Regions from separate parts of the Homo sapiens genome. Here region 2 is linked to region 1. Evidence: read pairs that join two places in POLR2A ChIA-PET (ENCODE). Cell type or tissue: A673. All regions are shown on one strand. Region 1 holds the start of LOC124904727 (U6 spliceosomal RNA). Region 2 overlaps EPS15 (epidermal growth factor receptor pathway substrate 15).

Region 1 (8,000 bases):
TTTGAGTTAATGGTGAAATGAGTTAAGACTTTGGGGGACTGTTGGGAAGGCATGATTGGTTGGAAATGTGAGGACATGAGATTTTGGAGGGGCCAGGGGCAGAATGATATGGTTTGGCTGTGTCCCCACCCAAATCTCATCTTGAATTCCCACGTGTTGTGGGAGGGACCTTGTGGGAGGTAATTGAGTCATGGGGGTGGGTCTTTCCCATGCTGTTCTCATGATAGTGAGCAAGTCTTATCAGATCTGATGGTTTTGTAAGGAGGAGTTTCCCTACACAACCTCTCTCTGCTTGCTGCCATTCATGTAAGATGTGACTTGCTCCTCCTTGCCTTCCACCATGATTATAGGGCCTCCCCAACCATTTGGAACTGTAAGTCCATTAAACCTCTTTCTTTTGTAAATTGCCCAATCTCAGGTATATCTTTATCAGCAGTGTGAAAATGGACTAATACACATGGCATATCAGCATTTGTTTGATACTGAGAAATTGGTATTGAGAGGGAAACTTATGGTTCAAATGCTTAATTACAGATAAAGAAAGTTGTAAAAGCAAGGACTAAAGCTTCCATCTAAGAAGTAGGAAAAGTCCATTTCATTTCCAGCCAGTATGGAATAACAGGAATCAGATTTACTGTCATTCCTATTACAACTAAAAACCACCCAAAAGGCTTAGTGGGAACAAAATTGGTAATAGTGTCTGTTCCTACCAGCTAGATTGGAAAACCTCATAATTCATGTGGCTTTGGTTACACTACTCAGAAGGATCTTTCCTCAGTGGTGGAGAGTACTAGTACAAGATTAAATACTGCTTGGGCAATGCTGACTAACAAATCTTAAAAGCAAAACACAAAAGGATTAAATTGTGTCTAAGTAACATAACTGCATCCCAAAATTAAGCTCAGGAATATTTATAGGATTACAAAAATATCCAGCACTTAACAAGATAAAATTTACAATGTCAGGCATCCAATAAAAAATTACCAGGCACGCAAAGATGTAGAAAAACCTGGCCCATAATGAGGAGAGAAATTGATCAATCATAACCAACCCAGGTCTAACCTAGATGTTAGAATGAGCAGATAGGCTGGGCACAGTGGTTCACGTCTGTAATCCCAGCAGTTTGGGAGGCCAAGGTGGGCGTATCACGAGATCAGGAGATCGAGACCAGCCTGGCCAACGTGTTGAAACCCCGTCTCTGCCAAAAATACAAAAATTAGCTGAGCATGGTGGCGTACCCCTGTAATCCCAGCTACTCAGGAGACTGAGGCAAGAGAATTGCTTGAATCCTGGAGGCAGAGGTTGCAGTGAGCCGAGATCGCACCACTACACTCCAGGCTGGGCTACTAAGCGAGACTATGTCTCAAAAAAAAAAAAAAAAAAGAACAGATAATGACATTAGAGCAGTTATTATTAACTGTATTACCTGTGTTCAAAAAGAGAGAGGGAAGGTTTAAAATAAGGCATTGGAAATGTAGAAATGACCCAGTTGAACAACTAGAGTTGAAGACTGTGATGTCTGAAGTGAAAAGCCACCAGATGAGATTAACAGCAGATCTGACATTGAAGAAAATACTGGTAAACTTGAAGACATTGCAATGGAAGCCACTTTGTAAAACACTTTGGTAGTTTCTACATAGGTTCTCAAGAGAAATGGAGGCATATGTCCACCAAAGACGTGTACATTATTGTTTATAGCAACTTTCTTTGTAATAGCTCCAAACAGGAAACAACCCCAAATGTACATAAACCAAATTGTTGTATATGCATACAGTGGTATACTTATTAATAAAAGGAGTGGGCTATTGTTACCTGCAATGATATGGAAAAATCTCAGTTCATTTTGAGTGAAAGAATCCAGAATACATTCTGCAATTCCATTATGTAAAATTCTAGAAAATTCAAACTAAGGCACAGTCATAGAAATCAAATTAGTGGTTCTCTAGGGAAGAGGTTGGGGATGGTATGGTGGAATTACCAAGGGGCACATGGAAACCATTGAGGGTGATGGATAAATTCATAACATTGATTAAGGTGGTGATTTCATTGTTGGATTCAATTGTTTAAACTTATTAAATTTAGATTTCAAATATGTGCAGTTTATTTTACGTTAAACACATCTTAATGAAGCCGTTAAGACCTTTTGAAGAGGATGATGGTTGGGTGCAGTGGCTCACACCTGTAATCCCAGCACTTTGGGAGGCTGAGGCAGGTGGAACACTTCAGGTCAGGAGTTCGAGACCAGCCTGGCCAACATGGTGAAACCCCATCTCTACTGAAAAATACAAAAATTAGCCAGGTGTGGCGGTGTGTACCTGTAGTCCCAGCTACACTGGAGGCTGAGGCGGGAGAATCACTTGAACCCGGGAGGCGGAGGCTGCAGTGAGTTGAGATCACCCCACTGCACTCCAGCCTGGGTGACAAAATGAGACTGTCTCAAAAAAACAAAACAAAACCAAAAAAATGAGCAAATCAAACCCAAAGTAAGTACAGAAGCATAATAATATGTATAAGAGCAGAAAACAGTAAGTGGAAAATGGATAAGTAGTAGAGAAAATGAACAAAACCTAAAGCTGTTTTTTAAAAAGATTAATAAAACTGATAATTATTTTGCTAGTGTGAAAAACAAGAACAGAAGAGAAAACACAAGTTATTCATATTGGGAATGAAAGAAGCGCCTACGTACATTACATGGACTATAAGGTGATATTAAGAACAAACTTATGCTGGTAAATTTACATGAAACTCTAAAAGGTTAGAAAAATTATTTTAAAGGTACAAGTTACCACATTCACAGAAGTAAAAAATTTGAATAGCTGTACATCAAATATATAAATTGAATTGTCAATCAAAACCTTCCCACAAAAAGGGCCTGGCATGGTGGCTCACACCTGTAATCCTAGCACTTTGGGGAGGCCAAGGTGGGCAGCTCCCCTGAGGTCAGGAGTTCGAGACCAGCCTGGCCAACAGGACGAGACCCCCGTCTCTACTAAAAATGCAAAAGTTAGCTGGGTGTGGTGGCACGCGCCTGTAGTCCCAACTACTCAAGAGGCTGAGGCAGGAGAATCGCTTGAACCTGGGAGGCGGAGGTTGCAGTGAGCCAAGATAGTGCCACTGCACTCCAGCCTGGGCAATAGAGTGAGACTGTGTCTCAAAAAACAAAAACAAAAACAAAACCTTCCCACAAAGAAAACCTGAAACGCTAGATGGCTTTTCTGGTGAATTCTGTCTAATATTTAAGGAAGAACTATTACCAGTCCTTCGCAAAAAAGAGAGAGATGAAACATTGCCTCATTTATTTTATGAAGCTAGCATTACCCTAATACCAAAATTAGATAGAGATTTTTACAGGAAAATATTTCTTATAACTATGGAGGGAGAAATCCTTTACAAAATAGTTGCAAACTGAATTCAGTAAAATATAATAAAATGTATAAATACGTTTATAGTATACATCATAGCCAAGTAGGCCATGTGGCTTGTTTACAAAAACATAGTAGGCTGGGTGCAGTGGCTCACGCCTGTAATCCCAGCACTTTGGGAGGCTGAGGTGGGTGGATCATGAGGTCAGGAGTTCAAGACCAGTCTGGCCAACGTGGTGAAACCCTGTTTCTACTAAAAATACAAAAATTTGTCAGGCGTGGTGGCACGTGCCTGTAGTCCCAGCTACATGGGAGGCTGAGGCAGGAGAATTGCTTGAACCTGGGAGGCGGAGGAGGCAGAGGTTACAGTAAGCCGAGATCATGCTGCTGCACTCCAGCATGGGCCACAAAGTGAGACTCCATCTCAAAACAAACAAACAATCAAACAAATAGAAATGCTGAATAGTGCTGAATGGCCCTAGCACTGCTCTTGATCGTAGGAGGGAAATACTTAGTATTTAGTATTTCATTATCAACTATTGTAGGTTCTTCAGCAATGCCCTCTATCAAGTTTACAAAGCTGCCTTATATTCCTACTTTGCTCTAAGTTTAGCTCTTTTTTTTTTTTAACATGAAATGGGTGTTGAATATTGTCAAATGCTTTTTCTCATTTACTATACTAATATGGGGATGTACAGCTTGTTTAACAGCTTATAATCCATCACTGTACATCCCCATATTAGTATAGTAAATAAGAAAAAGCATTTGACAATATTCAACACCCATTTCATGTTAAAAAAAAAAAGAGCTAAACTTGGAGCTATTTGTTTGTACGCATATAAACATGGATAAATCTGGCCAGGTGCGGTGGCTCATGCCTATAATCCCAGCATTTTGAGAGGCCAAGGCAGGCAGATCACTTGTGGTCAGGAGTTTGAGACCAGCCTGGCCTGCATGGTTAACCCCCGTCTCTACTAAAAATACAAAAATTAGCTGAGTGTGGTGGGATGTGCCTGTAGTCCAGCTACTCGGGAGGCAGAGGCAGGAAAATCACTTGAACCCAGGAGGTGGAGGTTACAGTGGGCCGAGATTGCGCCACTGCACTCCAGCCTGGGCAACAGAGAGATACTGTTTCAAATGAAAAAAAAAAAAAAAAGAAAAGAAAAAGGATAAATCTCGAAAACATTACTCCAAACAAAGGAACCCAGACAAAAGTAATCTTTAGGGTGAGAAGGAGGATCAGTGTGAGTAGGGGCAGGCTTTTGATCTAAGAATGTATGAGGAAAGTTTTTGTGCTATGGGAAATGTTCTTATCTTGATTGTATGGTGGTTATAACACTGTATATATTTGGCTAAACTCATGAGTGAGTTTTATTACATATAAATCATAATCCAATTAAGTTAATGTTTTAAATTCTTATTTATCATGCTAATCTTCTCTGTATTGTTCCAAATTTAGTATATATGCTGCCAAAGCAAGCACTTAAGTTAATTTTTTAAATACAAAAGTATGCTATTGGATTCAGTGATTTGTTCTTGATGACATCTGCATGTCTTCACAATTTTTCAAGGAACGTGGCCTGGGGTGGGATACTGCAGTGGCAGTGCCATCTTGTGGTAAGATCTTTGGAGTTAGGTAGACACAAATATGAATTCTGGCTCTGAAACTTGCTACATTCCAGTACTTTGTTCCCCTGAATTATTTTGGATTTCCTAAAAACAGTAACTCCTGTGTTTTGAGAACCTATACTGCCCAGGTACTATGCTAGGCACTTATGTGTATGTTATCTCATTAATTGTAATAATAATAATACAACTCAAAATAACATTTTTTGAGTTCCTTAGTATGTATTAGGCACTCTGCAAAACATTTTTCGTGAATTATGTCACTTAATACAGCAACCCAACGAAGTGTTTGTTCTACGGTTGTCATTTCCACTTTGCAGAAGAAGAGATTGAGGCTGAGAATCGTGTTTTTTTTTTTTTCTCTGAGACAGGTTCTCACTCTGTCATCCAGGATAGAGTGCAGTGGCAACGATCATGGCTCACTGCAGCCTCCATCTCCTGGTCTCAAGCAGTACTCCTGCCTCAGTCTCCTGAATAGCTGGGACTACATGCATGTACCACCATGCCTAGCTAATTATTAAAAATTTTTTGCAGTGGTGGTGTCTTGCTGTGTTGCTCATGTTGGTCTCAAACTTCTGAGCTCAAGCTGTCCTTCTACCTTGGCTTCCCAAAGTGCTGGGATTATAGGCATGAGCCACCTTGCAATAGAGAGTAATTTTTAAAATATGAGGAACTCAGGTTGCTGTCATGATTCCAGCTTTTTTTCTATTCCTCTCTTTCTGTGGAACAAAAGGCTATTTGTCTCATGTGTTACCCAGGCTTTCTGCAAGAGTAACTGGGACTTTAAGTTAAAGTCCCTTCTTGTTTTTCCTTTAAGAAACTTCTTTTAAGTCATGAGGGCTCAGAGTGTTTTCAAGAGTGTAAGAAGGTGGTGTCAGGTCTTGGAGATTGGTTTCTGAGCACTGGACAGACTTGCAAATGCATAAGCTCAGTTCCAGACAGGTACAGCTCTAGAAATATCAACCTCAGCCACAAGCAAAAAGGCAATGTTTATATGTGTTTGGTATAAAAACTGTGACTTATTTTTCTACTCTTTCCATAAACAGAATGATTCTTTGTCAGCAGTGACATTTTTGAAGGCCAAGATTGATTAAAGTTTTTGCTTCCACAACTATAGTGTTGAACCAGAATTATTTTTATGATAGTTAATCACTATCCAAAGTGCTCAGATAGGGATCTTTTTAAGGAAAGTTAAAAAGTATCATTGAGACCATGAATAATTGCATTGTAGCATTGCTTACTTAGGTAGTTGTGTTCCCATAGAACTTGTGTATCTTAAGTTCTCCCCCCACTCTTCTTTTTCTTCATCAGCATGGAATTATTTTTCTTCTTTTAATATGTAATATAATCAGTCTTTTTGGTATTCATGTACTTAACTGTAAATGGAATTGAATTATATTTTAATCTGAAACTGTAGACTAGCAGCAACCTAACATAAGCAGATATATGAAAGATAAGTACATTCTGATTCACTGATCTTTAAAATAGTGTAGTGCCAGAAATCAGCTGATTAATTTATAAGTAGATTTGATTCCTGAAAAATAATTGTGGGGCACAGGGAAAATTGTGATTTCTCACTGTTTCTCATTAGCATCATGTCTATTTTTGCTTTTTTACCTTTCAGTCATTTTTCTTTTTTTCTTTTCTTTTTTTTTTTTTTTGAGACAGAGTTTCACTCTTGTCATCTAGGTGCAGTGGTGCAATCTTGGCTCACTGCAGCCTCCGCCTCCCAGGTTCAAGTGATTCTCCTGCCTCAGCCTCCTGAGTAGCTGGGATTACAGGCATGTGCCACCACGCCTGGCTAATTTTTTGTATTTTTAGTAGAGACAGGGTTTCACCATGTTGGGCAGGCTGGTCTCGAACTCCTGACCTCAGTTGATCTGCCTGCCTTGGCCTCCCAAAGTGCTGGGATTACAGGCATGAGCCACCACGCCTGGCATTTTTCTTTACTGTATAGAGTATCCTTCCTTATTTTGGTTTGTCTGTCCTTTGCAGACCAACTATACTTCAAGTTTAATTTAAGTCTCATTTCTCTCACAAAGCTTTCTCTATCTGATACAACACATTTGTATTAGTCTGTTCTGGCAGTGCTATAAAAAAATACCTGAGACTGGGTAATTTATAAAGAAAAAAGGTTTAATTGGTTCGCAGTTCTGCAGGCTATACAGGAAGCATGGCAACATCTACTTCTGGGGAGGCTTCAGGGAGCCTTTACTCGTGGTGGAAGGCAAAGCAGGAGCAGACATCGTCACATTGCCAGCGCAGGAGGAAGAGAGAGAGGGGAGGTGGCACACACTTTTAAACACCCAGATCTCACGAGAACTGTATCACAAGAACAGCACCAGAGGGGGAAATCTGTCACACATGATTCAGTCACCTCCTACCAGACCCCACTGCCAACACTCAGGATTATAATTTAACATGATTGGGGATGCAAATCCAAACCATATTATTTCACCCGTGGCCCCTCCCAAATCTCATGTCCTTCTCACATTGCAAAATACAATCATCCCTTCTCAGCAGTCCTCCAAAGTCTTACTTCATTCTGGCACTAACTCAGAAGTCCAAAGTCTCATCTGAGACAAGGCTGGTCCCTTTTACCTGTGAGCCTGTAAAAGCAAAAGCAGGTTACTTACTCCTAAGATAAAATGGGGGTATAGGCATTGAGTAAATACTCCCATTCCAAAAGGGAGAAAATGGCCAAAAGAATGATGCTATAGGCCTTGTGCAAGTTCAAAACCCAGCAGGATAGTCATTAAATCTTAATGTTCCAAATAATCTCCTTTGACTCCATGTCTCATATCCAGGGTACAATGATGCAAGGGGTGGGCTCCCAAAGCCTTGGGCAGCTACACCCCTGTGGCTTGGAAGTGTTCAGCTTCCATGGCTGCTCTCAAGGGCAGGTGTTGAGTGCCTCCAGCTTGTCCAGGTGCAGGGTATTTAGTGGATCTATCATTCCAGGGTCTGGATGATGGTGGCCTTCTTCTCACAGCTCCACCAGGCAGTGCCCCA
Region 2 (8,000 bases), 760 kb before region 1:
TAAAGTAATAAAAAAGCCCTTAAGTAGGGACTTAATTTTAAAAATCCTAGTATATAAATGGTATAACAACAGTTCTAATGCTTTTTTTGTTAAATTACAAGAGTGATATAACTGTATTACAGAAAACTTGGAAATTAGAGGAAAACATCTCCCATAATTTCACAGTTTGTAGTGTTTATTTTCAGTTTCATTTTTTAAACAAGTACGCAGTACAAGTGCTAATAAACATATCATCTTAGTAGTCTGGTTTAACAATTATGACAGTAAATACAGGTTAGTTTGAAAATGACAACATGTTCTCAGAAGCAGAAAAGTGATATTGTTCTCAACATGACAGATATTTGAGTTCCTACAATGGGAAAGGCACATTAATGATGTTTTTCTTTATTGCCTATAATTATGGTTCGATATACTCAGGAAATCTCTTGAGAGAGATATCTAACCCTTCTCAAAGATGGCTTGAAATGTTCAGCACTTGGGAGAGGTTGTCATAGTTAAAATTAATTAGGAACAAGTTCATCCAATAGCAAGTCTCTCAGGAATAATCTAAGAGTGCATTCCTTTGTTTTCACTCTATTTGCAGACAGAATGCTAGTAACAGACTAACGTGTAATAGAAAAAGATTGAGTATCATTAGCAACGAATCATAGTTCAGAATCTCTGCAATCTCTAATAGTGTGATTTTAAAGGCCTAATCTAAGATATTTTACTTGTTCTTTAGGGAATTACAAAAAGCACTTTATATACTTGTTTGTGAGTTTGGGGCTTAATAAAATTGGGAGCAGAAAAGATAACTATTGGGTACTGGGCTTAATACCTATGACACAAGTCCACTGATGTAATAAACCTTCACATGTACCCTTGAACCTAAAATAAAAGTTTTTAAAAAAAAAATCAGTACTCTGGAAACCAAAACCAAGTAAATGGCCTGAGAGAGATCTGGTTAGTTGGAGAACTGGTAGAAATAATAAACGAAAAGTTACTCCAGGCAGAGTTCATTAGGCAAATTCATATGCTGGAGTTTCATTTTTAAAGCAGTTGAATCAACAAGGTATGCCTTCATTAATTATATTTATTAGGTGTTTTTAATAATCTGAGGAATCTTGTAAATTGAATGCTGTATTACAGTAAAGTGAACTTTTTTTATTTAGACAAATGATCTAACCCAGTTAAGCATGCGTAGAAGAAAGCCTGGAAGAAAAAAAACACTAAAATTTTATAGTAGCATGGTTGTAGTTTTTATCTACCTTGTTTTCAACAGTGAGAATGTATTCCTTCTGTAATCAACTGATTTAGCTTTTCTCTATGGCATTTTTGAGAATTTATTCATTTAAATTGAATACACAATAACTACGTGTAAAGTAAAGCTTTGTGTTCTAAGATTGTGTCTACACTTAGTTTTCATCCTAAACATTTAGAGAAATTGATTAGAGGAATGATAATAATTATATTAATTGATTTGGACAATTCAGTTAGAGGACTAATTTATAATTTTTTGTGCTGCTTTATAACTTAACAAAGCGTAACCTATGAACTAAGCTATTATTATCATCATTTCAAATTGGAGGATACTGAGGCTCAGAATTTGGGACTTAGGTTTTATAGTTAGTAAATTAAAAAACCAATATAAATTCATGGTTAAAAAAATTCATACAATGCTAGTGAAGTCTTCTTTCTGCTTTAGGCCCTCATTTGCTTTCCCAGAGGCAGCCATTCTTGCCAGTTTCTTGTGTGAATTTCCAGTAATAGTCTGTGTATATGCGAATAAATATATATGTATACTGTATATGTATATTCTTTTGTGTAAGCTGTTTATTGTTTCACAGTTTGTTGTTATATTATTTTTAGCTTAACTGATTTAGGAGATTGCTCTATAACATCACATATAGATCTCCCTTATTGTTTTCAAAACCTCAGGGTATTTCTATATGTGAACTTACTGTTATTTATTTTACTGGCCACCTAATGCTGGACATTTATTTTGTTTTCAATCTTTTGTTACAACTATGCTGCAGTGGATACTCTTTTACATGTTTTTGTGCACATGTGTGAGCATATGGATTAATTTCTAGTAGGTGTAATTTTTGGGCCAGAGGATACTTTTAATCTGCATAGATACTGCTAATTTGGGGTAGGCATAGTGGCTCAGGCCTATAATTCCAGTGCTTTGGGAGGCTGAGGCGGAAGGATTGATTGAAGCCAAGAGTTCAAGGCCTGGGTAACATAGTGAAATCCATCTGGGACAAAAAAAAAATTTTTTTTAATTAGCTGGGCATGGTGGTGTGTGCCCGTAGTCCTAGCAGGCTACAGGTGAGCTATGATTAGCAGGTTACAGTGAGCTATAATTGCACCACTGCACTCCAGCCTAGGTGACAGAGCTAAGACCCTGTCTCCAAAAAAAAAAAAAAAAAAAAAAGATATTGCTCATTTACATTCAGAAACACTGTAGCAGCACACATGTTTGAGAGTGTCATTTCCTCCACAGCTTGATCAACATGTATATTATTGTCAGTCCAGTAATCAGAAAGATTTCAAACAATTTCATTGTTTTAGTTTGTTATTTCTTTATGGGTAAGGCTGAACTTATTTTTTTTTCCTTTGAAACCATTTGTATTTCTTTTTTTATAAACTGCTTTAGTCTTTTACCTGTTCTCTTGATGGGCTGTTTGTCTTCTTTCTCACTGATTTGTAAGAACTCTTCTTATATTTAGGAAATTTGCCCTTCTTTGCAAAATCCTTTGCAAAATTTTTTTCTCTGAATTTTTTTTTGTTTTTGGCATTTTTTGATTATGTAGAAATATTTGTTTTATATGTTTAATTTGTCAGTCTTTTCTCTTAGAGCTTCTGCAAAATCTAGATTTTTAAACTTCAGGAGCAGAGGCAGACTAATATAACTGCAAGAGCACACCTGTTCTGCCCCTGAGTAGTTCTGTGATCTTGGGCAAATTACTTAACCTCTTAAGTGCACTCATTTGCATATTAGAAATAAACTACTGAGACTTCTTGGGTATTATTGAGACCTCTTAAGCATGTTGTGATTACAAAATGAACTGGTGACTTATTTTCTTTAGCTACTCCTGTAGTTTCCCAATTTGTTAAAAGCTGGCCTTGTACCCTGCCTCATATACTCTGCTTTCCTATCACATAAATGTGAACTTCTGAATATTTTGTGCAAAAGTAGGATAGAAATGAGGTAGAAGAAACTCATTTTTGTGATATAAATAAGGCTTTCAAATGAATCAGAGGTGCAATTAAAAAATAAAAGTTGGGCTCTTTTTAAAACTTGTTTTTATGTGGTAAAAATATACAAAGAAAAGTAAGCCTCACTTCCTCCCTCCTTTAAACTGGGGATTATTACAATGGGAATATAACAGTACCAGGAGTTTTTCATCTGAAATAATCAAACTGCTTATTCCTTACTAAATCTGCAATAAGAATACAAATTTGACCAAGAATGCTAGGATAAGAACATATTTTTTGGAGGAAGACGTTTATATTACAGTACTTTATAGTTTTTTAGATCATGGTTTCTCAGCCTTGGCACTTTGAGATTTTGGGCTGGAGAATTTCTTGTTGTGGGAGGCTGTTCTGTGCATTGTAGGGTGTTTTGCAGCATCCTTATCCATTAGACGTAACACCTTCACCAGTTGCAGCAATCAGAAATATCTCCAGACACTGACAAATATTTCCTAGAGGATTAAATTGCCTCTGGTTTAGAATCACTGGTTTATTTATTTATTTTTATTTTAAAGTTTTAGTACTTTTGAGAGAGAGTCTCGCTCTGTCGTCCAGGCTGGAGTGCAGTGGTGTGATCTTGGCTCACTGCAACCTCCACCCCTGGGTTCAAGCAATTCTCGTGCCTCAGCCTCCCGAGTAGCTGGGATTACAGGCGTGCATCACCACGCCTGGCTAATTTTTTTTGTATTTTTAGTACAGATGGATTTCACCATGTTTTCCAGGCTGGTCTCTATCTCCCGACCTCAAGTGATCCTCCTGCCTTGGCCTCCCAAAGTATTGAGATTATAGTGTGAGCCACTGCGCCCGGCCAAATCACTGGTTTAGATATATACTTATTTATTTATTATTATTTTTTGAGGCGGAGGTCTGGCTCTGTCGCTCAGGCTGGAGTGCAGTGGTGTGATCTCGGCTCACTGTAACCTCTGCCTCCCGAGTTCAAATGATTCTCCTGCCTCAGCCTCCCAAGTAGCTGGGATTATAGGCGCCCACCGCCACACCTGGCTAATTTTTGTGTTTTTAGTAGAGACGGGGTTTCACCATGTTGGCCAGGCTGGTCTCGAACTCCTGACCTCAGGTGATCCTCCCTCCTCAGCCTCCCAAATTGCTTGGGATTACAGGCGTGAGCCATCGTGCCCGGCCTAGATACATACTTTCTGTGGTCCATTAGGACATACAAGATATACTTTCTAGGGGTGAGGACAGGGGAAAGAGTTTATCTTCATATTTTTATTCTTAAGCCTGCCATGAGCCATGATTGACTCCTTGTGCATAAATATTGAGCTTAAAAAACTTAAATGAGAAGGCAACCTGAAATTGTGAACTTAATTTTATGTGTGATTTCTGTGCCTTTTTTAGTGTGATCTCCTCCCTCTTCCGGCTCCACTGTAGTTTGGAAACTTAGTGTGGTCTTCTTTTAGTTGTGGAACAGTTCTATCTAGTGGGCTAAGTATCAATACAGAGATCCTGGAAGGAAAACATTCTTATGCCACTGTTGAGAAGGAAGAGGACTGATGCTTCTAGAACACCTAATAAATACTAAATACTTTTAGATGATCTACATACATTATTTCACTTAATCTTCATAGCCTTTCTACAAGTAGGCATTAATCTTCTGTATTACTTGCTCACGGTTGTATTTTAAGTGGGAGAGTTGAGACTTGAACCCAGGCACATCTGTTCTCCAAGTACATTTGCTATGCTGCTTCCTATAGTCATTGATGATATTTCAGTCAAATTTTGGGATAAGAATGAACATTCATGTGATCTTACATTCCTCTATTGTTATGTAAAAGAAATTATCCAGTGGTGTGTGTGTGCGTGTGTTTGTGTGTATTGGGGAGGAGGTCAATAGTGGGATAATAACAATAATACTTACTGAGCACACTTACGTGTCATGTGCTATTTTCAATAATCTTTACAACCTGATGAACCTTTCAGTATTCTTTACAACTTGGTAATCCTTATATCCCTGTTTTACAAAAACAAAACAAAATAAAAAACTGGGACACAGAGGTGAAGTAATTTGTTCAAGGTCAAACTGCTGCTAAGTGGTAGAGCCAGAATTGTAACCCAGTAGTCTAAGCAACTCGGATATTGATTGAATGAGTCTGCATTTTTAAGGGCAAAATGGCTCTGACAGAGCTTATTGTGGTACCATTCCTTGGTTATAGCTGAACATATGTTGTAGGCTACTACATCTTCCTATGTGAAAATCAACTTATCATTGCATACACCACATCTCTAGAAAGTGATTGTTGCACGAAGTTATAGTGGAAAGTTTTTGTAGACATAGTAGAAGGTAGTTTTTCATTTTGCAACCTCCAGATTTATTGCTCATGAAAATCTAAGCTTGTCTAGGTTAGTGTACATCATACCAATATTTACTTTTAAGCTAATATTCTCTCAGACATGGTTATTTGGACTTGGAGTTTCTACAGTATTGTATTGCTAAAGATAAAATGTATCAGAGACTCCCTATAAAATAGACTTTTATTGACTAAAACCTGGAACCATTAGCTGTAATGATTTCTGATCCTCAGATGAACATTTTTGAGAACTAGCATAAAATAATGAGAGAGATCTTGGGCTCTGAAGTTAGAATGTCTTAGGTAAATTGATAGATTTTAGTTATATGAGCCATTAATTTTTATGAAATGTTGCACTTAATTAGAATTTTGATGGATCATTTATACTAAGGATTATTGATAACTTCATTCCATCTTTTGTTCTGTAGGTACAACATAGATATAGCATTATGCATATATAAAAAATATGAAATTATATGCATTAAAGGTGCTTCCAGTATTGATGGTTGATCCTCTGTTTCAGAAAACATTTACTAGATGCCTCCTGTGTGTCACTACTCTAGTAAGCCTTGGACATACAGAATAAGACCATGACATTTGCTCTGAAGTAGCTTTTGGTTTTTTAGGGAGATAAACACTGACTTTCTTGTGTGACAAGTACTGTGATAAAGGATGATAGAAGTAAGGCAAGGGGGTGCCATGAGAGAATACTGTGATTATGATGAAACTTTTGGTGGTAATATAGTTTTTAATTATTTAATGGTTTTATAGGATCCAGGGTTGTTACTGTAGAGGATATTTAAACTGTACTTGAAAGGATAACATAAATCTATAGGAACATTTGATTCAAGTTAAATTGTATTTTGGTGCATAGAGTTCATATTGTGGGATATAACATCAATTTTCTTATGAGATTCCTTGTTTTATCTTTTTTTTGTAATAAAGGAAGAATTTTTAACTTTGACCATAGAGCATAGGAAGGGGACTCAAGGATAGACTTCAAAAGATCTGTGATCTACTCCAAAACAGTAGGTAAAATATTTTATATATATATTTTAACAGAGTGTCAAGATTCTCATCCCAGGGACACTGAGAGAAGTTTTACGTAGTGGGAAGAACACTGGATATAGTACAAGACAAACCTGGATTGAATTGTAGCTCTGCCATTTGTGACATCTCTGAGTGATCATGGCAAATTACTTAAACCCTTTCATTTGCTTATGTATGATGTATACACATTGTTGAGATATAGGAGACATTTGATAAATAGAATTGCTTGTATTATTATTAATACTTACCTGCAGAATTTATATGTATTTGTTTAAATTTTCTCTTTCTTTCTTTCTTTCTTTCTTTCTTTCTTTCTTTCTTTCTTTCTCTCTTTCTCTTTCTCTCTTTCTCTCTTTCTCTCTTTCTCTCTCTCTCTTTCTCTCTTTCTCTCTTTCTCTCTCTCTCTCTCTCTCTCTCTTTCTCTCTTTCTTTTCTTTTCTTTTCTTTTCTTTTCTTTTCTTTTCTTTTCTTTTCTTTTCTCTTTTTGTGACTGAGTCTTGCTCTGTTGCCAGGCTGGAGTGCAATGGTGCGATCTCAGCTCACTGCAACCTCCACCTCTCGGGTTCAAGCAATTCTCCTGCCTCAGCCTCCTGAGTAGCTGGGACTACAGGTGCACACCACCATGCCCAGCCAATTTTTGTATTTTGTATTTTTAGTAGAGAGGGCTTTCACCATGTTGGCCAGGATGGTCTCGATCTTCTGACCTCGTGATCCACCTGCCTCGGCCTCCCAAAGTGCTGGAAATACAGGCGTGAGCCACCGCGTTGGGCCTAAATGTTTTTTCATTTCCAGTATTCTTCACTCACTAAAGAAAACTTGGAACATGCATGTCGAAAAGTAGAAGATAGATCACCATCCACACCATTCTTTAAATTTTAGTCTTTTACATCGTTTCTTTTTTTTCCAAATGTAGTTATTATCTCTCTTTCATACACACACACACATATATATGTGTGTATATATATGTATGTAACATTTTTTATTCTGTTCTCCTTTTTTTTTTTCTGAGATGGAGTCTTCCTCTGTCACCCAGACTGGAGTACAGTGACGTGATCTCAGCCCACTGCAACTTCCATCTCCCAGGTTCAAGCAGTTCTCCTGCCTCAGTATCCCAAGTAGCTGGGATTACAGGTGTGTGCCACCATACCTGCCCAATTTTTGTATTTTTGGTAGAGATGGGGTTTCACCATGTTGGCCAGGCTAGTCTTGAACTCCTGATCTTGTGATCTACCCGCCTCAGCCTCCCAAAGTGCTGGGATTACAGGTGTGAGCCACTGCACCTGGCCTATTCTGTTTTCTTTAAGTGTTTTCCTATGTGGTCTGCTTAGCATCTTTTTAATGTCTTTGGAGCATATTAATTGATTGTGTGCTTTATAGTTTAAGCCCTAATGTGTACAGATATTTTAT

The links. Peaks named below come from ENCODE experiments on the same cell type or tissue, not always from the same donor. Only the 100,000 strongest peaks of a DNase experiment are listed, where the experiment ranks them.
Region 2: POLR2A ChIA-PET joins it to region 1 with 7 read pairs; 1 of 35 experiments calls an interaction of 5 or more read pairs at or near these places.

Annotation. Positions count from the first base shown.
Region 1 is chr1:50,747,141-50,755,140 of GRCh38, reverse strand. The region is part of intron 4 of FAF1 (Fas associated factor 1); the gene reads left to right. It overlaps LOC124904727 (U6 spliceosomal RNA), which reads right to left and starts at 4,845; the gene lies at 4,743-4,845. In A673, a CTCF peak has its summit at 4,966 (motif pointing left); a DNase peak (open chromatin) is centred at 4,940.
Region 2 is chr1:51,507,260-51,515,259 of GRCh38, reverse strand. The region is part of intron 1 of EPS15 (epidermal growth factor receptor pathway substrate 15); the gene reads left to right. Among named protein-coding and RNA genes, the nearest start is that of EPS15-AS1, 7.0 kb to the left of the region's middle. In A673, no CTCF peak of the experiment used is centred here; no DNase peak of the experiment used is centred here; H3K4me3 peaks cover 1,590 bases; H3K27ac peaks cover 2,069 bases.